4 separate regions of the Homo sapiens genome follow, and regions 1, 3 and 4 are each linked to region 2. A link is a contact called in ENCODE Hi-C or POLR2A ChIA-PET data. All regions are on one chromosome and are shown on one strand. Each heading gives the region's core, a stretch centred on a gene start or an enhancer-like site at or near the end of the contact. The rest is flanking DNA. Distances are from core to core; before and after follow the strand shown.

Region 1 (6,853 bases), core at 3,853-6,352, 560 kb after region 2:
CACACATATACCTATGTAACAAACCTGCACGTTTTGCACGTGTATCCCAGAACCTAAATTAAAATTAAAAAAAAAAAGAAAAAGAAAGAAATTTGGGTTTGAAGGCCTGGTGCAGTGGCTCATGCCAGTAATCCCAGCACTTTGGGAGGCTGAGACAGGTGGATCACTTGAGGTCAGGAGTTCAAGACCAGCCTGGCCAACATGGTGAAACCCTGTTTCTACCAAAAATACAAAAATTAGGCAGGTATGGTGGCACATGCTTGTAATCCCAGCTACTTGGGAGGCTGAGGCAGGAGGATCACTTGAACCTGGGAGGTGGAGACTGCAGTGAGCCAAGATCATGCCACTGCACTCCAGCCTGGGCAACAGAACCACCATCTCAAAAAAAAAAAAAAAAATGGGGTTTGAAGACCAGAGGTGGACAGTGATATTGTGAAATAGATATTTGAAATAGATAACGAAGCCTCCATAAAAAACCAAAAAGACAAGGTTCCGAGAGCTTCCCAATAGCTGAACACATGGATGTTCCTGGAGGATGCTGTGCCCATTCCCCCATACCTCATTTCCTGGCATACAATTCCTAAAATCCTTGGTATCTCCAAAGTGATGCCTTTTGTGTGCTAATGATTTCTTATTTGTTTATTTTTTAGAGATGGGATCTCACTGTGTTGCCCAGGCTAGACTTGAATTTCTAGGCTCAAGCAATCTTCCCACCTCAGCCTCTCAAATAGCTTGGACTATAGGTGTATGCCACCATGCTTTGTATACTAATGATTGACTGATGGCCAGCAGTCTCTAGGTAGCTTCAGGATGGGGCTGGTCACTGGGAAGACCAAGGCAAGGTTAGAGGGTTGGGACTTTCAGCTCCACCCACTGAAGGGGAGAGGGACTGAAAGTCAAGTTGATCACCAGTGGCCAATGGTTTAATCAATCATTCCTATGTAATGAAGCCTCCATAAAAAAGCAAAAAGACAGAGTTCCGAGAGCTTCCCAATAGCTGAACACATGGATGTTCCTGGAGGACGCTGTGCCCATTCCCCCATACCTCACCCAACACATCTCTTCATGTAGCCTTTCTAATTTCCTGTGTAGTAAACTGCTAACTGTGTTTCCCTGTGCTCTAGGAGCCTCTCTAGCACATGAATTAAACCCAAAGAAGGGATTATGGGAATCCCAACTTGTAACCAGTCGGAAGTTCCAGAAGCCCTGATTTGTGTCTTGAGGGTGAGAGTTGAGGAGTCCCTCAACCTGTAGGATCGATGCTCTCTCCAGGTAGACAGTGTCAGAATTGAATTGGAGGCTGGGCACAGTGGCCTATGCCTGTAATCCCAGCACTTTGAGAGGCTGAGGCGGGCAGATCCCTTGAGCCCAGGAGTTCGAGACCACCTGGCCAACATGGCAAAACCCCATCTTTACAAAAAATACAAAAATTACCTGGGCATGGTGGTGCACCCCTATAGTCCCAGCTACTCGGGAGGCTGAGGCAGGAGGATCGCTTGAACACAGGAGGTCGAGGCTGCAGTGAGCCGTGATTGAGCCAGCCTTGGTGACACAGTGAGACCCTGTCTGAAGAAAAGAAAAAAAGTGCTCACTTCAGCAGCACATATACTAAAATTGGAATGATACAGGGAAGATTAGCATGGCCCCTGTGCAAGGATGATACACAAATTCATGAAGCGTTCCATATTTTTATTTTAATAATTAAAAAAAAAAAGAATTGAGGCCAGGCAAGGTGGCTCACGCCTATAATCCCAGCACTCTGGGAGGCCGAGGTAGGCAGATCACCTGAGGTTGGGAGTTCGAGACCAGCCTGACCAACATGGAGAAACCCCGTCTCTACTAAAAATACAAAATTAGCCGGGTGTGGTGGTGCATGCCTGTAATCCCAGCTACATGGGAGGCTGAGTCAGGAGAATCGCTTGAAGCCGGGAGGCGGAGGTTGCGGTGAGCCGAGATAGTACCACTGCACTCCAGCCTGGGCGACAAGAGTGAAACTCCATCTCAAAAAAAAAAAAAAAGAAAAAAAAAATTGAATCGGAGGACACCCAGCTGGTGTCTGCTGCTTGGGGCGTGAGAAAAAAAACCCACCCACACATCTGGTCTGTGGCGATTGTTGTGTTCAGTGAGAGAATAGAAAACGCAGGCCGGGCGCGGTGGCTCCCGCCTATAATCCCAGCACTTTGGGAGGCCGAGGTGGGGGGATCGCGAGGTCAAGAGATCGAGACTATCCTGGCTAACACAGTGAAACCCTGTCTCTACTAAAAATACAAAAAATTAGCCAGGCGTGGGGACGGGCGGCTGTAGTCCCCGCTACTCGGGAGGCTGAGGCAGGAGAATGGCGTGAACCCGGGAGGTGGAGCTTGCAGTGAGCCAAGATCGCGCCACTGCACTCCAGCCTGGGCGACAGACCGAGACTCTGTCTCAAAAGAAAAGAAAAGAAAAGAAAAGAAAAAGCACATTAGGTCATTTTGGTTTTTTTCTTTCCTCTTAACTGTGTAGCAGGTTCAGGCCACAAAACAAGCTATGCTGCCACTTCTGATTATATGATCCTACAATGTTGCTGGATGTATCTGTGTGAAGGTGGATAACAATTCTGTAGGGAGGGAGAAAAAAGATTCTGTAGAAAGTTTCTGAAAGCCCACATAGGAGAATTACGGTTAGGATTCTTAGGATTCTGCAGTAAGGCTATGCTTACTGTGGTCCCTTTGGGAAAAGAGGCCCTGATGTGTCACTGGGCCCCAGTAGTGACTACACATCTCACCACTGGGTGCCAGGTAGCTATATATCTTAAGTTGGGTATTATCAGAAAGGTAGAGCAGCAGTTCCATATGTGATGGAAGCTGGGCGCATTGGCTCATGCCTGTAATCCCAGCACTTTAAGACCTCGAGGCAGAAGGATCACTTGGAGCCAGGAGTTGGAGACTAGCATGGGCAATGTAGTGAGACCTCCATCTCTAAAAGAAATATAAAAATTAGCTGGGTGTGGTGGCACATGCCTATAGTCCCAGATACTTGGGAGGGTGAGTTGGGAGGATTTCTTGAGCCTAGGAAGTCAAGGCTGCGGTAAGCTATGATTGTACCACTGCACTCCAGCCCCGGCAACAGAGTGAGACCCTGTCTCTAACAAACCAACCAACCAACCGACAAAACAACAAAGAGGCCAGGCACAGCAGCTCACACCTGTAATCTCAGCACTTTGGGAGGTAGAGGTGGGTGGATCACCTGAGGTCAGGAGTTCAAGACCAGCCTGGCCAACATGGCAAAACCCCATCTCTACTAAAAATACAAAAAACATTAGCCGGGCATGGTGGCGCGCACCTGTAATCCCAGCTACTTGGGAGGCTGAGGCAGGAGAATCGCTTGAACCCAGGAGGCAGAGGTTGCAGTAAACCAAGATCACACCACTGCACTCCAGCCTGGGGAACAGTGCAAGACTGTCTCAAAAACAAAAACAAAAACAACAAAAAACAAAGAACAAAACAAAACAAAAAATATATGATGGAAATGGTATATTCAAGGCTGAGCAAAGGGGTCTAAAAGGCTTGAGTAAATTAAATAAACAGGGAGCTCAGAGTCCTGTGGCGCCCAACTCTGTTTCTCTGGGTTTTCTCTTTGACCCATATATATGGCCTCATGGAGTGTTCCCAGCAACCAACAGATAATGGAGGAAAGGAGTCAAACTCAATTCACAGATAAGTCAGTATAATATTTTGGTATCAGCTGGAAACGGACCACTCTATTACAGCCCCATTTGGGGGTGGCACTGAATAATAGTGAATCCTCCCAGGGGGCAGAACTAGGAGCAGTATACCGTGTTGTTCCCTCTGTATGCAGAGAGAGAGAGAGAGAGATGGACTGAAGTACAGACATACACCAATTCCTAATAAGAGGCAAATGGCTTGGCTGGTTGGTCAAAGGCATGGATGGAACAAGATTGGAAGATTGGGAATAAGCAGGTGTGGGTTAGGGGCATAAGAATGAACTCTGAATGGGCATAAAGCACCTGGATCTCTATGTCTCATGTTAATGCTGACCAGAGATCATCTGCTGCAGAGGAGGCTCTACAGCCCAATGGCCAGGATGTCCCATCCTGTGGATGTCAGCCAGCCTCTAAACTTAGCCTCACTATTGCCTTGCAATAGACCTATGAGTGTCCAAGGTGGTAAGGATGGGGGTTAGAAATGAGTCCAACAACTTGGGCTCCCTCTCACCAAAACTGATCTGGCAATTGCCAAAATATAGCCAATCTGCCAGCAGCAGGTAGCAATATGGCAAAATTTCTCAATGAGAATAGCCAGCCATCTGGTGGCAGGTCAATTATTTCAGACCCCTTCCACTTGGGAGAAGGCAATGATTCATCCTTACTGGAATTTCTATGTTCTCCAAATAGAGGTTGCATTTCTGACCCATAGCACTTCAAGCATCACCATCCAAAGGCTTTAAAGAATGCTCAGTTCATTACCTAGGGCCAGGGGACCCATCTTGAAACTCAAGATCTATCATGATGGCCACATGAACACAGGCTTCACTGGTCTTACCATATGCCCATGACCCAGAAGCAGCCAGCCTGAGAGAACAATGGAACAAAGTGACTTAATTTCCAAAGTTCTGGGGGTTTATAAACAGCATATGGTATGTCACATGACTACTGTGGGATTGGAAAAAGATCATGTAAATAGAGCACTTTGCACAGACCCTGGCATGCAGCAAGTGCTCAATAAATGATAGGTGTTGTTTACTAATTGGACTGAATGGTGAAAGGCCTGTGTGCCCCAGGGGGAGCTGGTGATCAGGCTTCACTAAGCCCAGTATGGCCGTGGCTCTCATCATAGTGTGACATGCTTTGAATACCCTTAGCGGCTCCAAAAGTCCTCAGCTTGAAGTGCATTTTTCTGCCAGCAGGCAGCACACAAATGTTCCCGCTGGGCGGAGCTGGGAGAGAGGGGAAAATGAAACTCTGCAGAGTGCAGGAGCTGGGAGAGAGGGGAAAATGAAACTGCAGAGTGCAGAAATAGAAACTCCGACAGGGATTGGCTGCCTAGGGTGAGACGTGGGAGGATCCACAAGTGATGATAAAAAGCCAGCCTTCAGCCGGAGAACCGTTTACTCGCTGCTGTGCCCATCTATCAGCAGGCTCCGGGCTGAAGATTGCTTCTCTTCTCTCCTCCAAGGTAAACTCAGGAGCTATGAAGTGTGGGCATCAAGCTGCCACCCTCTGCCAGGCTGCCTGTCTGCCTGTAAATCTCATGTTCTGAGAGCCAGGAGGCCCCTTCTCCTGGGAGGCAGCACTCCTGGGTCCCTTTTAGTGCTCTGGGCTGGGACTTGTCTAAGAGGATGGGTTGGAGATTTTTAGGGAGATGGGATGCAAAACCCCAAGTGGCATGAGACCCAGCTTACAGGTGCAATATCAGCGATCTGTGGCCTTAACACTGTCACCTCTTGGAGCCTTAATTACTTCCTCTGTAAAAGGAAAGTTAAGTTGCCTTTGCTGCTCAAAGGACTGGATGATTTTAGAATCCCCTTTATTATAGGATCCAATGTGACAGTGAGTTCATCTTTAAGGATAGATGAAGCCATCTGGAGTGGTTGTTAAAAATGTGGGCTTGGTGGCCGGGCGTGGTGGTTCACGCCTGTAATCCCAGCACTTTGGGAGGCCGAGACCCACGGATCACGAGGTCAGGAGATCGAGACCATCCTGGCTAACACAGTGAAACCCTGTCTCTACTAAAAATACAAAAAAAATTAGCCGGGCTTGGTGGTGGGCGCCTGTAGTCTCAGCTACTCGGGAGGCTGAGGCAGGCAGGAGAATGGCATGAACCTGGGAGGTGGAGCTTGCAGTGAGATGAGATTGCGCCACTGCACTCCAGCCTGGGCGACAGAGAAAGACTCCATCTCAAAAAAAAAAAAAAAAAAATGTGGGCTTGGGTATTAGCCAATTGTGGGTTTAAACCCTGACTTTGCCATGACCTGGCTAGGCAGCCTTGGGAATATTACTTAACCTCTCTGAGCTTCAGTTTCCTTATCTATAACATGTGGTTGATAACAATGGTACCTACTTCGTGGTGTTGTTATAGGTACAAGTGGACTGCGTGCCATAAAGTGCTAAGTACTCAATACATGAGAGGAGTTTCTTGTTTTTCTTTTTAACTTAAGAAAATAGCATTGATCTGACAAAGATCATATTAGAGGTGAGTCTGAGGGCATATGCATTTTCCAGTTTTGTGGTATAAAGGAAAGAGCATAGGTTCATGAATTCTGACTGTCTTGAATGTGTACCCATGTTGCACAATTTGCTGTGTGACCTTTATCCCTTGTGATATTGTAAAATATATTTTTTCATCCCCCAGTTCCTGGCATACAACTCCTAAAATCCTTGGAATCTTCAAAGTGATAAATATCTTTTGAGTGATAACTGTCTAATAAGTTGACTGATGGCTGGCATTTCCTCTGGGGAGGGGAGAGGGGCTGAAGGTTAAGCTGATTACCAATGGGCAGTGATTTAATCAGTCATGCCTATGTAATGAAGCCTCCATAAAAACACAAAAGGACAGGGTTTGACAAGCTTCCAGATAGCCGAATACAAGGAGGTCTCCAGTGGGTGGTGCTTCTGGAGAGGAATGGAAACTCCATGCCCTTTCTCCCATACCTTGCCCTATGCATCTCTTCATCCGGAGCATTTGTAATATCCATAAGGAACCAGTAAATGTAGCTGGGTATGGTGGCTGATGCCTGTAATCTCAGCACTTTGGGAGGCTGAGGCAGGCAGATTGCGTGAGTTCAGGAGTTCAAGATCAGCCTGGGCAACATGGTGAAACCCCATCTCAAAAAAAAAAAAAAAAATTAGTTGGGCGTG
Region 2 (6,341 bases), core at 2,434-4,933:
TGATCCGCCTGCCTCGGCCTCTCAAAGTGCTGGGATTACAGGCATGAGCCATCGCACCCAGCCTATGGTACACCTTTACTGAGGAAACAATTCAGGAACATCACTCTTAGTAAGGCAATTGTTGATTATAAGTCAAAAAAACACCATCATGTACAAATTCAGGGGATTTTGTATACCTTGTTTTTTTGGTTACAAATATGCAAAATTAAAGATGTTTGCTAATACTTGTTTCCAATTTTTAAACTTTTCAAGTGTTGCACTGTTAATAATGTTAAAATAAAAGGCATTTGACTTAGTATGATTGTTTCTTGAACTTCATCTTTTCAGGTTATTTTGTTGCTGGCCACTTGCAAGATTTATAGGCACTACTGAGGCCTCAGTGCTGAGATTCAGCAACATTATAATCATTATAATTCAAAGTTTAGTTTTTTGTTTTTTGTTTTTTTTTTTAAAGAGATGGGGTCAAAATGCTGCCCAGGCATGTCTGGAACTCCTGGGCTCAAGCAATCGTCTTGCCTCAGACTGCCAAGTAGCTGAACTGTAGGCACATACCACACCTGGCTGTGTTCAGTTTCATGGGCAAGTCAAACTATCTAGTGTTTTGTCTGTACAGACAAGGTCAATGCGACTTCTCCAAGCTTTTATCACTCAATGGTCCTACAGGCCCTTGTGAGATAGATAGGGTCTTAGAACAAATAACTCATTACAATCCTGGGCAAATACTCTACTGAACTGGTGAACTGAAAATGTTTTGCTAATGGCCCAAATGTCACCTCAAATTTTTTTGCCTAGAGGAGTTACACAACTAGTTTGTATAATAATTTAGTTATACTAGGCCCTCAAGTCTAATTTGAAACAAAATACTTGGCAAAGCAAAATATAACCTAAGAAATAATTCTGATTTTCTGCTAATAACAGACTTGGTTTAGTAGTCAAAAAACCTGGACACAAGTCTCACTGCCAAGGTGCTGAGTGACTGTATAAATCACATGATTTCTAATTCCAGTTCTCTCAATCTACAAAATTAGAACAAGGATGACTAGCTCATATTAAGTATCCTCTAAACCATTTTAAAAATGCAAAATGCTGTTTTAACTGATGGTACTTTCAATTGTATCTTTTTTTTTTTTTTTTTTGAGACAGAGTCTCATTCTGTCACCCAGACTGGAGTGCAGTGGCACAGTCTCGGCTCACTGCAACCTACACCTCCCAGGTTCAAGTGGTTTTCCTGCCTCAGCCTCCTGAGTAGCTGGGACTACAGGTGCGTGCCACCACACCTGGCTAATTTTTGTATTTTTAATAGAGATGGGGTTTTACTGTTGTCCAGGCTGGTCTTGAACTCCTGACCTCAGGTGATCCACCCACCTTGGCCTTCCAAAGTGCTGGGATTACAGGCATGAGCCACCGCACCTGGCCTAATTGTATCTTTTGAAGCAATGACTCCTTCGGATCTCCAGGATCCTCCTGATCTTTATGCTTCAGATTGGGATTTATCCTTCAGGAAGCTTTCTCTGAACACCTCTAATTAGACGGGGAGGGGTACTTTGTCTGTGTCACACCTATCCCCCCAACTCGTGTTGTTTCATAGCACTTATCACACTGTGCATTGTCTGTGGGTTCCTGGATGCAGGGACGCCTCTAATCCATTTTAGCAGTCCATTGGTGTCTGTCTATCTCTTCCAGATAGAAGAAGGCATCAAACACAGTTCACTGATGACAATTTATTATAATCTGTTAGTAGCACACAGACAAATATTAGTTAAACCAGAACCATGTCTACACAGAAGTGGGCAATGACATGTGCCATTCTATGGCACACGGTGTGCACTTAATCATCATGTTTTAGCATTTTGATCTTCTGCTTATGGCGCTCAATTTCTTTCTGCAGACGCTCAATCTCCTTCTTATGATGAACGATTTCTTCTTCATGGTGTTTTTTCAAAGCTGCCAGTTGTTCTCTACTCTGTGCTCTACAAGGACACGGTGGCTCAGGGTTTAATTTCAATCCTTCACCCCAAAGAGATCTCAAAGCATAACCTGTAATGTCTAAGCAAGGAATAGGAGTTCCAATTCCATGGGAGTCTAGCTGGTCATCCTCTTCTACTCCTCAACTAGTGAAAGAATACCCCATCTTAAATTGAGGTGTAGCCATCTTAAGAAGACCAAAGAGCTTATTGCTTTCAGATTCCTCTTTAAAATAGAAAACTCCAGAGAGATGTGACACAAGTCCCTAATACCTTATGAGGGGAACAACCCAGGGAACTTGACTCCCCTTTAGGGAAAAAAAAAGGAACAAAATGAGGAAGACAGACAAAGGGGTGTAGCTAAAAGGCAAATATCCATTTCCTATTCCAATCTGTCTAGAGCTTTCTTTGCCTATAGAAATGAATGGCCCACTGTAAGGCCAATAAAGGGTCTCTTGCATGCGCAGTACTTGGCAGTTCAATTTAGGTTCCAAGAAGGGACTGGATTACAATGTTGGTTTGGTCACATTTAGGCCTCAGTTTTCCTTAACTACAAAATGTAGGGGCTCAATTAGATAGTCTCTAACGGCTGTACCTTGGCTCTCTATACGGTATGGCAGGTGTCATGGTGATAATTCTCAACAGAAGGCAGAAGTGAAAGGCCAAAGGACAAGCAAAAGCAAGATTAATTCCTCACTGCTCTCCAGAGTGGACAGAAGTCAGTTAAAGATAACTCAAGGCTGGCAAAGGGAGGCCCAGCCCACTCCATACTCCTAAGCAGGAGAGGGAAATCTACAGGTCTAGGTTGGGCTGAGTAGGGCAAAAGCCTTTAGAAGATGGTGTCCAACCATAAGTAGCTCCCATGACCAGCTCCCATCATCCTCACTCTTGCGGAGTCGGGGGTCTAGAAACACCTGAGAAGCCTGAATGCATGCAGGCTTGCAAAGCTAAGGCGTGCTGGCGAGGAAGGAGAGCGTAGAGGGGGTGACAGGTGGGTAAGGGCCGAGGGAGTCAGGCTGGGAGGCAAACGTTGGGCGGTCGGATCTAGACACTGTGCGAAGAATCTGGGGGTGTTTCGCACGACCTGAGGAGAACTCCACGCGGGAGATGGTAATGATAAAGGAGGAGTTGAGCCGTGGGTTGTTTTGGAGACCCGCCGGTGGAAACGGTTTGGGGGCCTGAAACTGTTGTGCAGGTAACTGGGAGTGCCCTATACGTGGCAACGGTCGGGACATCAAGGGTTAGGGTATACTGGATTGGGGCCCGGGAGTTCTGTTGGGGGATGGGGCGCCCAAGGCACCAGGTAGGAACGGGTGGGGCGATTGGCAGTTTAAGGATTGGAAGGCCATTGGGAGATCCAGGGCTGGACTTGGGACCCGGTGAGCCTCACCGGAAATATCGTTCCTCTTCAGCCTGCTCTCTCTTTCCGAAGGCCCCACCGGCTTCCCGGATGGAGCCCGCGCCCCGGTCGACATTCTCGGACTGCAGAGAGACAGGGACACTGGTAAAGGTACGGAAGCAAAGATGGGATCCGCCCGCGGGGCTGGAGCAGCGGACACTGCCGCAGCGTACCTGATCCGAGCCGAAGCCTCGGGCTTGCATGGTCCTCACGCCCCACACGCCAAGCCACGTCCGCGCCGCCAACGCCGTCACTGCCATTGCTGCTGGAGCTGCACCTCTGGCGTCTCTGCCGCAGCAAGCAGTCTCTCGTTACGCGCTAATGGCAGGGACGGCCAAGCACCCAATCTGGTCGACGGAGGGGCGGATGAACACAGGAGTAGCGAATCACGGGAGAGCGGAGGCGGGCTTCCCGGAGCTCACAGCGAATCCCGAGCAAGAGACGGGTTTCTTCTTAGCCAACCGCTAGCAAGGGCTTAGGGCCAAAGGACTGGAAAGAGGAATGATGGAGGAGTTTAGAGAGCTGAGTGAGGAGAGTGCCAGAAGCCGAAATTTCGGCTCTTGGACCCATCAGAATGAGGCGTGGCGTCCACCTCCAGCCCACGATTTCAATTCTAAAGTCGTTATTATTCAAAGCCCAAAGGAAGTTTTCCCTTCCCTGGCCTGCTAGCATCAATAAAATGGGGGAATTCGGGGTTTGGGAGCTGTGTCCAGGATGCTGATGTCCAGGATACCGACGTCCAATGTGCCCTGGCTTAGATATACATAAATCGCGTTCATTTGTTATGAGAAGTGTCAGTGTTCTGGCTGGGCGCGGTGGCTCACGCCTGTAATCCCAACACTTTGGGAGGCCGAAGTGGGTGGATCACCTGAGGTCCGGAGTTCGAGACCAGCCTGGCCAACATGGGGAAACCCCGTCTCTACTAAAAATACAAAAATCAGCCGGGTGCGGTGGCACGCGACTGTAATCGCAGCTACTCAGGAGGCTGAGACAGGAGAATTGGCTTGAACCCGGGAGGCGGAGGTTGCAGTGAGCCGAGATTGCGCAACTGCACTCCAGCCTGGTGACAAAGCGAGACTCCGTCTCAAAACAAAAAAAAAAAAAAGAAAACCCAAATTATAACTTGACCACCTCAGGCACAGTTTCCTAGGACCTCTTGAGGCTGTGTTTCCCCAAGCTATGGTCACTCATCTTGGCTCAGAATAAACCTTTTAAAAATATTTTAGTTTGTTTTTTTCGTTAGCAACATATTGTTGAATGGGCTTAATAACTGCACTTTTGGCAATGTGGTGCAATGCAGTAGAAAAGAGCAGGCCAGGCGCGGTGGCTCACACCTGTAATCCCAGCACTTTGGGAGGCCGAGGCGGGCAGATCACCTGAGGTTGGGAATTCGAGACCAGCTTGACCAACATGGAGAAACCCCATCTCTACTAAAAAAAAAATATGAAAAATTAGCTGGGCATGGTGGCGCATATCTGTAATCCCAGCTACTCGGGAGGCTGAGGCAGGAGAATCGCTTGAACCTGAGAGGCAGGGGGTGCAGTGAGCTGAGATCACGCCATTGCACTCCAGCCTGGTCAACAAGAGAGAAACTGTCTCAAAAATAAATAAATAAAAATAAAAAATAAATTAGCTAGGCGTGGTGGCACATGCCTGTAATCCCAGCTACTTGGGAGGCTGAGGCAGGAGAATGCTTGAACCCGGGAGGCTGAGGTTGCGGTGAGCTGAGATCACGCCATTGCACTGCGGCCTGGGTAACAAGAGCGAAACTCTGTCTCAAAAAAAAAAAAAAAAAAAAAAAAAAAGGATAAGTAGGAGTCTAGGGAAAGCTTGACCTTAACCTCCCTTCATCCATCTAATGAATGTGAACAAGACAACAGTAGTCTTTACTCTCATGAAGTTTATAGCTCTTCTCTAACTCATTTTCTCTTCTCTGTTTCTTCTTTTTTAGATGAGAGAATTGGGCCAGATTATCTACCTGATTGATGATTATAAAAATACCTTCTTTGGGGCTGGGCGTGGTGTCTCACACCTGTAATCCCAGCACTTCGGGAGGCCGAGGCGCATGGATCATGAGGTCAGGAGTTCGAGATCAGCCTGACTAACTCCGTCTCTACTAAAAATACAAAAATCAGCCGGGCGTGGTGACATGCGCCTGTAATCTCAGCTACTCAGGAGGTTGAGGCAGGAGAATTGCTTGAACCTGGGAGGCGGCGGTTGCAGTGAGCCAAGATCATGCCACTGCACTCCAGCCTGGGCAACAGAGCAAGCCTCTGCCTCAAAAAAACAAAACAAAACAAAACCTTCTTTGTTTTCTATGAAATAGTAAAACTGGCTTTATTGATTATATTTTAGTTGAGAAAATAGCAGCCCTACCTGGTATTTTGTTTAATTCCATTTATGTGAAATACGTATTCACATATTGTTTAACTCCATTTATGTGAAATATCCAGAATAGGTAAATCCATATAGATAGAACACAGATTGCTTGTTTTCAGGGACTGGGGAGAGGGGGCGAATAGGGAGTAACTGCTTAATAGGTACTAGGTCTCCTCGGCCAGGCGCGGTGGCTCACGCCTGTAATCCCCGCACTTTGGGAGGCCAAGGCGAGCGGATTACGACGTCAGGAGATCGTAGACCATCCTGGCCAACATGGTGAACATCCGGCTTTACTAAAAATATAAAAATTAGCGGGGCATGGTGGCGTTTGTCTGTAATCTCAGCTACTCGGGAGGCTAAGGCAGAATTTCTGGAACCGGGGAGGCGCCACTGCACTCCAGCCTGGGTGACAGAGTGAGACTCCGTCTAAAAAAAAAAAGTAGATACTAAGTCTCCTTTTGAGGTGATGAAACTATTTTGGAACCAGGTAGACATGGTGGTTGCAGAACATTGTGAATGTTCTGAAGACAGCTGAGCCGGTCCGGCGCGGTGGCTCATGCCTGTAATTCCTGTACTTTGGGAGGCCTGGGCAACATGGC
Region 3 (6,120 bases), core at 3,576-6,075, 680 kb before region 2:
TACCCAGATTGCATGTTTACTTAGGGTGACTTAGTGGGAAGCTGACGAAGCTAGCGGGTAGGGGATATTAAAGTCTCTTCAAGCTACTCCTTGAATTATACTGGCTGCTGTTCTCCAAAGTTCAAAGAGCTAGCCAATTTATTTTCAAATATTTTAAGTGGATACAATTCAATTTAAATAAAAAATCAGCAAAATAAGTATAAACAGACTTTCATCATAATCGGATTTTCCCAAAACCAATATTTGAAGCAAAGTGTCAGTAAGGTGGGTAGTTCTAAATGAGATCAGCACTCAATATAAAATATCAAAGTTCTCCTTTCTAACACCTCCAAGTTCTGAATACTCCTCACTGCTACAGCATTCTTCTTTATCTTTCTATGTATTCATTAAATAGCAGCAGAGTAAATCAAAATACTAATCTAACCCAGTGTGCACTCCAGAGTAAGTTATATTGCATTTGACTAAACACACCATGAACCCACTCTTAAAAAGGACGCACAGTAAAAGCCACCAGTGACATACCAAGAAACTTAAATGAACAACAAAAAATAACATACATTTGGCATCTGCCTCTCCTCTCCTCTAACTAAATGCTATGATAAATGCAATCAAGCAATTACTTTTTCTTTTTTCTCTTTGAGACAGAATTTCACTCTGTTGCCCAGGCTGGAATGCAGTGGTCTCAAACTCAAAGGCTCAAGTGATCCGTGGGCCTCGGCCTCCCAAAGTGCTGGGATTACAAGCATAAACCACTGCACCTAGCTAGCAATTACTTTTCAATAATTTTGGATCCTTCACATACATAAGGCCCATAACTGATTAATTCAGAGGCCATCTTTGGGGGCTTTATTTAGAGGAAAAAAACAAAGTTATTCATAAGAAAAGTTATTGGAATTATTGTTGTTTAGCTCACAAAATAAAGTGATTCCATGTTCAAGTAATTAAAGAAAAAATTCAAATATAGAGGTAGCAATGAATCCACATCTGAATATGCATTTAACCAAACACAAACTTGATGAAACTCAGAAAAATACAGGCCATTGGCTGGGTGTGGTGGTTCATGCCTGTAATCCCAGCACTTTGGGAGGCGGACGTGGGCAGATCACGAGGTCAAGAGATTGGAGACCATCCTGGCCAACATGGTGAAACCTCGTCTCTACTAAAAATACAAAAATTTAGCTGGGTGTGGTGGTGTGTGCCTGTAGTCCCAGCTACTCAGGAGGCTGAGACAGAAAAGACAAGAAAAACAAAAATACACTGGCAACACTTATGCTGTCCTGCCTCTTAGATAACAAGGAAACAGACTGTGGTCTACATCTATGCTCCTCTTGATTTCAGAACCAAACTCAGCCTCTCATGGCCACTGATATTCTAAAGTTATGAAATCAGATTAGCAATATGAAACTGGATTACTACATTAAAAAAAAGTAAGCAAACTCTATCATTCACACCAACAATTACACACCAGGCATGGTGGCTCATGTCTGTAATACAGACTAAGCTGGGCACAGTGACTCATGTCTGTAATCCCAGCACTTTTGGAAGCAGAGGTGAGACGATCATTTGAGCTCAGGAGTTTGAGACCAGCAGTTTGAGACCAGCCTGGGAAACAATAGCAGGACCCCGTGTTTTAAAAACGAAAAAAAAAAGCTGGGCATGGTGGTGCACGTCTGTAGTCCCAGCTGCTCAGGAGGCTCAGGTGGGAGAATCACTTGAACCCAGGAGTTCAAGGCGGCAGTGAGCCAGGATCATGCCACTGCCCTCCAGCTTGGGCAACAAGGTAAGATCCCTGTCTCTAAAAACATATGTATACAGGGCCAGGCACGGTGGCTCATGCCTGTAATCCCAGCACTTTGGAAGGCCGAGGCGGGTGGATCACGAGGTCAAGAAATCGAGACCATACTGACCAACATGGTGAAACCCCAACTCTACTAAAAATACAAAAGTTAGGTGGGCATGATGGCAAGCGCCTGTAATCCCAGCTACTTGGGAGCCTGAGCCAGGAGAATTGCTTAAATCCAGGAGGTGGAGGTTGCAGTGAGCTGAGATCATGCCACTGCACTCCAGCCTGTGTGACAGAGTAAGACTCCATCTCAAAATAAATAAATAAATACACACACACACATACACACACACACACACACAGAGAGAGAGATGGCAAAGCAAGGGTTATTACAGAGTAGTTCTATTTGGTTGCACAATACAAAAAATAAGGAGAATAAAGGTGGAAAGGTAGATTGTAGCCATATTGCATAAGAACTTACAAGACATTTGGTATAAAACACTTAATAAATGTTGGGAGAGGCCGGGTGAGGTGGCTCACATCTGTAATCCCAGCACTTTGGGAGGCCCAGGGAGGAGGATCTCTTGAGTCCAGGAATTCAAGACCACCCTAGGCAACATAGTGAGACTGTCTCTACAAAAAATAAAAAGACATTAGCCAAGCATGGGGGCACACGCCTATAGTCCCAGCTACTAGGGAGGCTGAGGCAGGAGGATCACTTGAGCCCAGGAGTTTAAGGCTGCAGTGAGCCGTGATCATGCCACTGCACTCCAGCCTGGGTGACAGAATGAGACCCTGTTTAAAAAAAAAAAAAATTGTTGGGAGAATTTTGGTAAAACCTACAGATTAAAAACATTTATTTCTAAGCCTGAATTCAAACATACAAGGAAAAATGTATAGTTTTGTTGGTAGAAGACAGAGGAATCAGAAGGTTGGCATTCTGAACTTATGTTCAACAATGAGTTCACCTTTTTTTGAGACAGTTTTGCTCTGTTGCCCAGGTTGAAGTGCAGTGGTGCAATCTCGGCTCACTGCAACCTCCGCCTCCTAGGTTCAAGCGATTCTCCTGCCTCCACCTACTGAGTAGGTGGGATTACAGGCACATGCCACCACACCCAGCTACTTTTTTGCATTTTTAGTACAGATGGGGTTTCACCATGCTGGCCAGGCTAGTCTCGAACTCCTGACCTCAAGTGATCCACCCGCCTTGGCCTCCCAAAGTGCTGGGATTACAGGCGTGAGCCACCGTGCCCGACATAGTTCACTTTTAATAGTGCCAAAGATATACTGTACTTGTTTCCCCAGGTGTATGAATAATATCTATATTTACCTTAATTATAAGCTTCTTATAGAAAGCACACTGAATTAACTACTTTGATTCTAAGGCAATCTGGTGTTCAGTTATTACATCTATTTTTGAATCTGCCATTTATTGAGTGCTTACTGTACGCCAGATAGCATGTACGCTACATGGATTATATTAATAACACCCCAAACCAAAAATTTTACAACTGGCGAAGAACTGATTACACTTTCAATTTACAGAAAAGGAAAATGAAGAGTACATCAAGTTTCCATAAAAAGTAGGGGTTAGTGCTACATTAACAAAACTGGGACGGGAAGAAACATATACGGGCTATATATCCTGCTTTTGATTAAAGGGATCAAACCAACTAAAATTTTTGCCAGGACTGAGAATACAGAAAACAACAATGAGCAACAGCATTGACTACAGTACATCCTCAAGAGAGTATAAATCCACTATAATAATATCCAAGACACAAGACACAACCATTTCTTGCAATTTTCCCTAAAAACAGAAGGGAAGAAAATAGCAGCTGTGAAATCACCCAGACTACAAAAAAAAAAAAAAAAAAAAGCATCTGAAAAAAAAAAAGGAAAAAGAAAAAACTATCTCCTAATGAACAACTACATGCCAAAAAACAAGTCTCCACAGACTAGTCATTTATGGCAGGGTACAGGGTACAGTTAAAGAAACAACAGGATGACAGTCGCTATCATGTGGCCAGAAACCAGTCCATCAGCAATCTGTTTCACGTGAGATCACTTTTTCTCAAGAGAATGCCTGTTCTTGGGGAGCATGACCTGTTTTGGCAAAACCTCCCCAGGAATAATGGCCTGCTGGTCAATCTCGGAGGGCGAGCCCAGACCCGGCCTCTCCACAGGTACAGCAGCCCAGCGAGCACGGAGGAAGATTTCCAAGCCGACAGATGCGCGAACTGAAAAAGGAGGTCACGACGCTGAGAGAATAGATTTAACCCTCTGCTCGCTGGGAACCCAGAAGACTAAGGGGGAACATGTTTTTCAATGATGCAGGCGTCGGTGGCGGGAAGGCCTGCGAAGTCTTGCCAGGGCTCCCTGCAGTCCTCAGATTCCGCCTGACTTCTGCAGACAGCCCAGCTCCCTCGCCAGGAAGAAATCGCTCCGCGGCTGCACGCAACACCTTCACCGTCTGAAACCTGCGATTCTCCGCATTTGGTTTCCTCCCGAGGCTCCTGCACACCGCACCGTGATTGACGCACCCGAGGGGACCGTCAAAAATACATCTCAAGCCTAACTTTCCAACACTCCCGCGACGCAACCCCTTCCCCTTTCCTCAGCGGCTCTGGCCCGCCCCTCGCTCCTCGGGCCGCGTCCCGGCTGGCGACTCGGCGTGCACACGAGGCTCCTCCGCGGGAGAGCCCGCGCCCCGGCCCGGGGCCTGTCGGGGGTTGCAGACAAAGAGGCTGCAGCGCCGCCGCGGCCGCCAGGACCGTCCCCACGGGGACAGCTCCACGCCCACCGCCCCGGCTCCCGCGCCGCCGCCGCCGCCTCGCCTCACCGGTGGCTCCGGGGCCGGGCTCCTGCGCCCGCCACTGCTGCAGCCCGACGAACAATGGCAGGAGGAGGCGCCGGCGTCCGAGGCTCGGGCCCTCTGCGGCTCGCGGGCCCGCCGGCTGCTGCTGGCTGACTGACTAAACGCACCAGCGGAGGGAGGGAGCGAGCGAGCGACCCTGGCGCGCGCCCTCCCGCCTTCCCTCTGCGAGGCGAGGCCAGCCCGGCCCGCAGCCCGCCCGCCGGCCCGCGCCCCTCCCCCTCAGTTCGCCACAACATTGTAGTAAATTTCTATTGGGCCGCGCCGGAGGGAAGGAGGGGGCCGGGCCCGCGGCCCGTCCGCCCATTGGCTGAGGCCAACTTCTAGCTCCCCTTGTTTCCCCCCTCCCCTAGGCCGGTAAGGAGAGGAGAGGGGAACGAAAAAGAGAGAGGAAAAGGCAAGGGGCTGGCCGCGTGTGCGCACGCGCAAGTCGAACCCGGTCTGGAGCCGGGGTGTTCCGGGATCCCGCAGCACCCACGTGGGGCATGAGGCAGCTAGAGCCCTGGACGGTGAGGCCCTTTCCTCCTTCCAAGTAAGAGGCCGAGATTTGGAAGCCTCAGGGAAGTAACTCGCGTAGAGGTTGTAGCCAGGCTACCCCAACTGACTCCCCCTAAACGCTTAGTGACCTCGGGTAAGTCACTCAGCTTCTCTGTACCTCAGTTTCCCCATCCACTAGTTTGACTGTCTCTAGGCGCCCTTCCAACCCTGACATTCGATGAGACTTTACCTCTCGTGCCAGCTGTGTAAGGCCTGAAATGGAAGCTAAGTGTTGAGACCACGCCAAGATTGAACCTGTCTTCTGCATTTAAGGATCTCCTAATTCCCCCCTGGCAATCTCAACATTATAAAGACCTAGCTTCCGAGGTCTGGTCTCCAGATGAACTGAGGGTTGCTCTGACAATTGCTTAGTGTGTCTTTATTTCCTTCCAGAAGTGTCAGAGACCCCTTGACCCTTCCTACTCCCTGCTAGGCTGGTCTGTGAACAGGCTTCGGACCCACAGTGCAGAAAGAAGGCTTTTGTTTTAAGCATGATACCTAGAAGGTAAGATAGGATCTGGTGTTCTATTTTAGAGATGAGGAAACTGAAGCAGAGAGACTTAAAACTGACAGGATAAGAAGCCAGGCCATCTGACAGCAGAGTCTGTAGATGCCAGCTAGACATTCCTGATATCTAATCACAGCCCCTTCACGATCCCAGCACAGCCTCTGGAAACAGATTGCCTGGGTTCAATTCTTAGTCTCCAGCCTTTTCTAATGGTTTGATTTTCATTTTTCTTTTATTTATTTATTTATTTATTTGAGACGGAGTCTCGCTCTGTCACCAGGCTGGAGTGCGGTGCCGGAATCTCGGCTCACTGCAACCTCTGCCTCCCGGGTTCAAGCGATTCTCCTGCCTCAGCCTCCCGAGTAGCTGGGACTACAGGCGTGTACCACCACGCCCAGCTAATTTTTGTATTTTTAG
Region 4 (6,541 bases), core at 3,813-6,312, 600 kb after region 2:
GGATAACTCTGTGGAAGGAAAAGCTGGATGGTACGAGAGATGGAGTTACAGAGGTGTAACATCCCCAGAAGGTGAGAGGATTTAGAATTCAGGTGGGGAAGGAGGAGAAGGGGTAGGATGTTGGAAGACAAAAGAAAAAGTGTGAGCTGCTCATCTGGGCAGAGTGATAGGGCCTGCTTAGTGAGAAATGCACCAGAGGATTGCTGGGCCTGGTTAGTGTCCTATTGAGGCTGGGAGTTGCGACCCTGTCTGCATAGCAAGCAGTTTTCTCCTCCACATTTAGAAGGTAAGGGAGGTCGGGCGCAGTGGCTCACGCCTATAATCCCAACACTTTGGGAGGCCGAGGCAGGTGGATCACCTAAGGTTGGGACTTCGAGACCAGCCTGACCAACATGGAGAAACCCTGTCTCTACTAAAAATACAAAATTACTGCACTCCAGCCTGGGCGACAGAGTGAGACTCCATCTCAAAAAAAAAAAAAATACAAAATTAGGCAGGCGTGGTGGCGCATGCCTGTAATCCCAGCTACTCGGGAGGCTGAGGCAGGAGAATCGCTTGAATCTGGGAGGAGGAGATTGCGGTGAGCTGAGATCGTGCCATTGCACTCCAGCCTAGGCAACAAGAGCGAAACTCTGTCTCAAAAAAAAAAAAAAAAAAAAAAGAAGGTAATGGTTAGATTCCTGCAGGCCTGGGTTTTCCAGGCAGGTACACTGGAGGGAGAGGGAGGGAGAGGGAGGCCGGACAGTGCCAGGTCTTTGCAACGAATGACCATAAGGACTGACAGCAGAATCTAGGCTGGTTGAAAGCAGGAGTGAGAAGAGGAGGAGAGTGATGGCTAGCTGGGAAATGGATGAGAGAGGTCTCATTGGGCTTGCTGGGCTTTGATTTTTGATTTTGGTATCAGTTTTTAGAATTGTTTTATTTATTTATTTAGAGACAGGGTCTTGCTCTGTCACCCAGCCTAGAGTGCAGTGGTACAACCATGGCTCACTGCAGCCTCGAACTCCTGGGCTGCCCAGGCTGGTCTCGAACTCCTGGCTTCAAGTGATCCTCCTGTCTCAGCCTCCCAAAGTTCTGGGATTACAGGTGTGAGCCACCATACCTGACTTAGAATTGTTTTCAAGGAGCTTGTGAATACATGGGCTGAAAGGATAGGAAACTGTGGTCAGAGAGTTGAGGTTTAATTGAATGAATGAATGAATGAATGAATGATAGTGAACACTTATGTGGTATTTACTATGTGCCAAACACTCCTCTAACAGCTCACTGATTTCTCTCAAGACTTCTGTGAGGTGAGGTCTACTAAATTTCCATTTTACATATGAGGAAACTGAGGTACAGAAAGGTGAAATAACTTGGGCAGGGCGCGGTGGCCCACACCTATAATCCCAGCACTTTGGGAGGCCAAGGCAGGTGGATCAGTTGAGGTCAGGAGTTTGAGACCAGCCTGGCCAACAGAGCGAAACCCTGTCTCTACTAAAAATACAAAAATTAGCTGGGTGTGGTGGCTCACGCCTGTAATCCCAGACACTCAAGAGGCTGAGGCAGGAGAATCGCTTGAACCTGGGAGTTACAGTGAGCCAAGATCACATCACTGCACTCCAGCCTGGGAGACAGAGCAAGACTCTGTCTAAAAAAAAAAAAAAAAAAAAAAGGTGAAATAACTTGTCCAAGGTCAGAGTTGGTCTGCAAACCAGGCAGCCTGGGCCCAGAGTCTGTGTTCCTAATCAAGGTTATTCTGAAAGGATGAATGAGGGCATAGAATCCACTTTGCTCGTCCTAAGAAGTGCCAGCTGTCTCCTGACCTCAGATTGGGTCAGAGCCCTAATCTGGTTTAGAGAGGTCCAGAGACAAAAAACAATGAACACAGAAATATATAATTCCAGATTGTGATAGCCATAGAGGAGACAAACTGGATGCTGAGACCGAGAATAAGGAGACCTTCTTAGATGTGGCAGTCAGGGGAGGCTTCCCTGAGGAGACGGCACTTCAATTGAAGAATAAAAAGGAAGCAGTACTGTGAAGAGCAAGAAGAAGAGCATCCTAGGAAGAGGGAACACCATGTAAAAAGACTGTGAGACAAAAATTCAGTGTATTCTAGGAACTGAAAAAGATCCAAATGTGGGTAAAGGGAAAGATGGCTAAAGCTGGGACTGGAGAGGAGGCAGGGGCCAAGCACACAGGGCCTCAGAGGACAAGACAAAGCTGCTGGATTTTATTATTCTTTATTATTATGGTATCGTATGTATTGTATTTTTATTTTTCCAAGCAAAATGAAAGGTAAGGCACTGGGAGATTTTAAGCAAGGGACTAATGTGGCCCAACACATATTTTAAAAAGTAGAAGCAATTTTTTTTTTTGAGACGGAGTCTTGCTTTGTCGCCCAGGCTGAAGTCCAGTGCCGTGATCTCCGCTCACTGCAACCTCCGCCTCCTGGGTTCAAACGATTCTCCTGCCTCAGCCTCCTGAGTAGCTGGGATTACAGGCACCGGCACCACACCCAGCTAATTTTGGTATTTTTAGTAGAGGCGGGGCTTCACCAAATTGGCCAGGCTGGTCTCGATCTCCTGACCTCAAGTGATTCGCCCGCCTCAGCCTCCCAAAACAATGGGATTACAGGCGTCAGCCACCGAGCCCGGCCTGAGAAGCAATGTTGTCATTTTGTTCTTCCATTCATTTGCTTATTCAGTCATCAATTCTTGAATTTCTTCATTCATTCTTTCTTACCTTCCATTATTTAGTTTTTCACTGGGCTTTCCTTTGTTCATCTGTTAATTCCTTTGTCCTTTGGTTGATTCACGTGTTCCTATACACAGAAAGCCTGCTACTGTGTGCTGGGCCTTGTGTGGGTACTGGAGGCATCTACAAGAGCCAGACCCCTGCCCTTGAGGAAAACATATCCCACACACCCATCCCCCAGGAACCAGTGGTGCCCCAGGCAGAAGATGCTGAGGTTCTGCTGGGGGTGTGGAGTGGGTAGAGGCAGCAATCAGGGAAGGCCTCTAGAGCAGATGCTTGTGAGTCAGACCTTGAAGGATGACAGAGCGAGCATGATAGATTGGGGGGATCCCCCAAGAGCAGGGACCAGTCTCTCATCTCTGTGTTCCCTAAGGCTGGCACCTAAGACACAATTATAAACGTTTGCTTGTTTGCTAATTGAACATGTGGGCCGATGGCCAGGCAGGGAGCATTTGATGGCGGAGGTGATGCTGCCCGGCTAGGGTGAAGCCACTCTTCCAGAGACCCTGCACTGCCACTGGCTCCTCTGTCTTCCTCCTCATCCCTCCTCCCATTTCCTAAGAGAAAAGCATTCTTATCTCCATCCCACCACTCTGTTACCCCAGGCACATTGGGCCACACTTGAGCATGTGTACGCATGCACACACACATCCCCACATGCCCCTGCCCATACAAAGAAACACACTTGCCTGCACACCATGGCCTAGTTGTTGATTCCAAAAGCAAAGTCATCATGTCATTGCTTTCTCTCTCTCTCTCTCTCTCACACACACACACACACACACACACTTCTGTGTTTACGCACACTCTCCCTGCCTCTCACCACATCCCAACAGACACATCCTTCTCCACCAAACAGCCCTCCCCACCACACCTCTTCCTCTCCTGGACAGGAGGGATATTCCGGGTTCTTGCTTTAAGGCTGAAGTAACAGTGGTGGGAGTGGGGACTGAACCCCAGATTGAGGAGGGGTCAGGGATCCCTATCAGACAGAGAGACTGGAACTGATAGAGGATGCTACCGTTTCTCTTTTTGTTTTTAAAAATCTTTTTCCACATGTTCTAAGATACTCAGTTTTTCTTCCTTTTTTTTTTTTTTTTTTTTTTTCTTGAGACGGAGTCTCGCTCTGTCGCCCAGGCTGGAGTGCAGTGGCGCCATCTCGGCTCACTGCAAGCTCCGCCTCCCGGGTTCACACCATTCTCCTGCCTCAGCCTCCTGAGTAGCTGAGACTACAGGCGCCCGCCACCACGCCCGGCTAATTTTTTGATTTTTAGTAGAGATGGGCTTTCACTGTGTTAGCCAGGACGGTCTTGATCTCCTAACATCGTGATCCACCCGCCTCGGCCTCCCAAAGTGCTGGGATTACAGGCGTGAGCCGCTGCACCCGGCCTTTTCTTTCTTTTTTTTAAAAAAAGTCATTTTCTGCAACAAAACCCACATTCTTTTTTTGTGTTTTTTTTTTTTAAGGCAGGGTCTTGCTCTGTCACCCAAGGTAGAGTGCAGTAGCTCAATCACAGCTCACTGCAGCCTCGACCTGCCTGACTCGAGGGATCCTTCCACCTCTGCCTCTGCAGTAGCTGGGACCACAGGTGCACACCACCACACCGAGCTAACTTAAGAAAAATTTTTTTTGGTAGAGATGGTGTCTCCCTATGCTGCCTAGGCTGGTCTGGAATTCCTGGGCTCAAGCAATCCTCCCACCCAACCTCCCAAAGTGCTGGGATTACAGGCTGAGCCACTGCCCCCAGCCAGTTACTCAGTTTTTCTAAAACTTGGGTGCCTGGGGGAGGCTGACACCCTTCCCACTCCTCTGAAAGGCAGTTTCCTAAGGGAAGGGTCTTCTGCTGCTCACCACCCTTAACAGCCCTGTGTCCCCAGTGCTCAGCCCCTGAGGAAGGGAAGGCGTGCTGACAGGGTCCATGTGATCCATGTCCAGTGGCTCTGGTGACAGCAGTCTGAAGTCAACTGGCTGTGAGAACTCGAGTAAGGCCAGTCCCGATCTGGTCCTCAGTGATGGAGAAAAGCCCCTCTTAACCTCCAATTCAATGATCCTAAAAGAGCAGGTGCTTCGGGGGTGCTGAAACTGCGCTTTTGGAGGGGGCTTTTGGGAAGGCCGGGCTGGGGACTCAGGTCTGGAGGGTGACAGAGCCGACCTCCCGTAAACCAGGGAGGAGGAAGGTGGGGGCGGGTGGGCCTAGGATCTGGGGGCGCCTCCTCGCTGCGGGGAGCTGGCTTGGGGCTAGGGCGTGACTGTCTCCCTGCCACCATCACCGCCCGCCGGCCGTGACTGCAATAAGAGAAGTCCGAGGCGGCTTCCTCCTCCCTGCCCAGCAGGGGCGGCGGTCAGAGGCGGGCAGCACCCCAGTTCTCCCCGCACGCCGGCACTCGCGGCTGCTGGAGCCCCGGCTGGCTCACCCCGGGGCCGGGCAGAATTGGGCTCCAGGTAAGCGACAGCGTCGGGTGGGGACTGGGCAGGTCAAGCAGTGCCCTCCCCCTCGAGGCTCTGGAGAGAGGACTGGGGGTACACGGGAAGAGAAGCCTGAACCTGGGGGTCGGGGGACACATGAGCAAGGTGACAGCCAAAGGGACCCCAGCCCGAAAAGGCCTAAGGAGGAAAACGGGCGACCTGAAAAGCAAGGCTGATAAACCTGGAGGAGAGGGCGGAGGGGAGCACGGGGGAAGCCGACCAAAGGGACCCCCAAAAAGGTCTAGTGGGTAAAATGGAGGGGACTGATAAGAGTTTAGGAAGGGGGCTGAGGTGGGGGAGAAGGATTAAGGGGAATCCCCAGGACGGTCTGGGGGAGAAACTGAAGGGATCGTGAGAGTGGGACTTTGGGGAGAAGCCGACGGGTCTGATGGGTCCAGGAGAGGGGAAATGGGTGGGGGTGCTGGAGGGAACAGGAGAGGGAGCTGGCGGGAAGGGGGTTGAGGAGAACGACTTCTGGAGGACGGAGAACCTGGGGTGCAATTGCGGGTCCAGGAAGTTCCCCTCTTCCGAGCCGGCCGAAGTCGGGGTGAAGCCCACAGCCCGCAGGGTAACGTTAGCGGCCGCGACCGCGGCCCCGCGACCCTCTCGGCCCGCCCTTGCGGTAGGTTCCGGGCTGCAGGGGACTCCTGCCGGGCGCGCGAGGCGTGGGTCCCCGCTTCCTGGGGAAGTCCCCGCCCTCGGCAGGGACAGGCCTCTCCGGGCGCCCCCTCCGCGCCCGCGGCGGTCTCGGCCCGCGCTCCCCGCTGGATCCGGGAATTGCTGCCGCCCCGACGGAAATCCTGCCTTTGACCGCGAGTGCCCGCAGGGGCTGCCTCCAAGGCAACGAGAGGGCGGGCCGCGCTGGGCCGCCGCGGGGCTCCGGGTGGGCGCAGCCCCCTTTGCTCTCCGCCTTCGCCCCCTTTTGGAATCCTCGGTCTGGTGGGTGGGGGGTGGGCTTCCCGACCGAGGTAGGAGGCGATGCCGCTGTGTTCAGGGATCCTGGGGTGGAGGATCTGCTGTTTGAGAGACCTGGGTTCTTAGCAAGACTGGGCCCTTAATTGCTGTGTGACTGTGGGCAAGTTACAGGGCTTCTCTGGGCCTCACTTTCCTCATCTGAACTATGGTGAGAAATGATCCTTGTGTCCACTCTTCCCCCACGAGAATCAGGTGCAGAAAGCAGTTTTTGCTGAGTGTCCTGAAGGGTTAAGGGCTATCCCTGACTCAGCGAGCCTCCCCTTCACCTTCTCAAAAACATGCAGAGGAGGCCAGCCTGGGCAGCACAGGGAGACCCCCGTCCTGTCTCTACAAAAAAATATAGTTAGCCAGAAGGCTGGA

The links. A loop is a pair of places that touch in the nucleus more often than their neighbours do. ChIA-PET counts read pairs that join two places held with the same protein, here RNA polymerase II (POLR2A). Pooled maps may share reads with other maps.
Region 1: a loop to region 2 is called in a pooled map, with 3 times the contacts of the local background. The contact joins the promoter of IFI6 here to the promoter of ATP5IF1 in region 2. A Hi-C loop is called at or near these places in 3 of 50 pooled maps. POLR2A ChIA-PET finds 5 or more read pairs at or near these places in 4 of 52 experiments (CD8-positive, alpha-beta memory T cell, PC-9, WTC11 and 1 more).
Region 3: a pooled map shows a loop between it and region 2 (4-fold over the local background). The contact joins the promoter of EPB41 here to the promoter of ATP5IF1 in region 2. A Hi-C loop is called at or near these places in 6 of 50 pooled maps. POLR2A ChIA-PET finds 5 or more read pairs at or near these places in 3 of 52 experiments (B cell, OCI-LY7 and activated B cell).
Region 4: a loop to region 2 is called in a map with no recorded cell type, with 2.9 times the contacts of the local background. The contact joins the promoter of FGR here to the promoter of ATP5IF1 in region 2. A Hi-C loop is called at or near these places in 2 of 37 single-sample maps with no recorded cell type and 4 of 50 pooled maps. POLR2A ChIA-PET finds 5 or more read pairs at or near these places in 2 of 52 experiments (BJ and GM12878).

The regions. Positions count from the first base shown.
Region 1 is chr1:27,670,441-27,677,293 of GRCh38, reverse strand. IFI6 (interferon alpha inducible protein 6) reads left to right here and starts at 5,102. Exons shown (of 5, transcript NM_002038.4): 1 at 5,102-5,171. It also overlaps the pseudogene RNU6-949P. RefSeq lists an enhancer at 4,731-5,070.
Region 2 is chr1:28,233,466-28,239,806 of GRCh38, reverse strand. It overlaps ATP5IF1 (ATP synthase inhibitory factor subunit 1), which reads right to left and starts at 3,683. Exons shown (of 3, transcript NM_016311.5): 1 at 3,537-3,683; 2 at 3,355-3,446; 3 at 1,707-1,970. The coding sequence starts at 3,623. The coding sequence ends at 1,829. RefSeq lists enhancers at 3,425-3,484, 4,278-4,784 and a silencer at 4,221-4,445.
Region 3 is chr1:28,913,274-28,919,393 of GRCh38, reverse strand. EPB41 (erythrocyte membrane protein band 4.1) reads right to left here and starts at 4,825. Exons shown (of 21, transcript NM_001376013.1): 1 at 4,626-4,825. RefSeq lists an enhancer at 4,021-4,180 and a silencer at 4,401-5,060.
Region 4 is chr1:27,633,706-27,640,246 of GRCh38, reverse strand. It overlaps FGR (FGR proto-oncogene, Src family tyrosine kinase), which reads left to right and starts at 5,062. Exons shown (of 13, transcript NM_005248.3): 1 at 5,062-5,182. RefSeq lists an enhancer at 2,879-2,938 and a silencer at 5,937-5,986.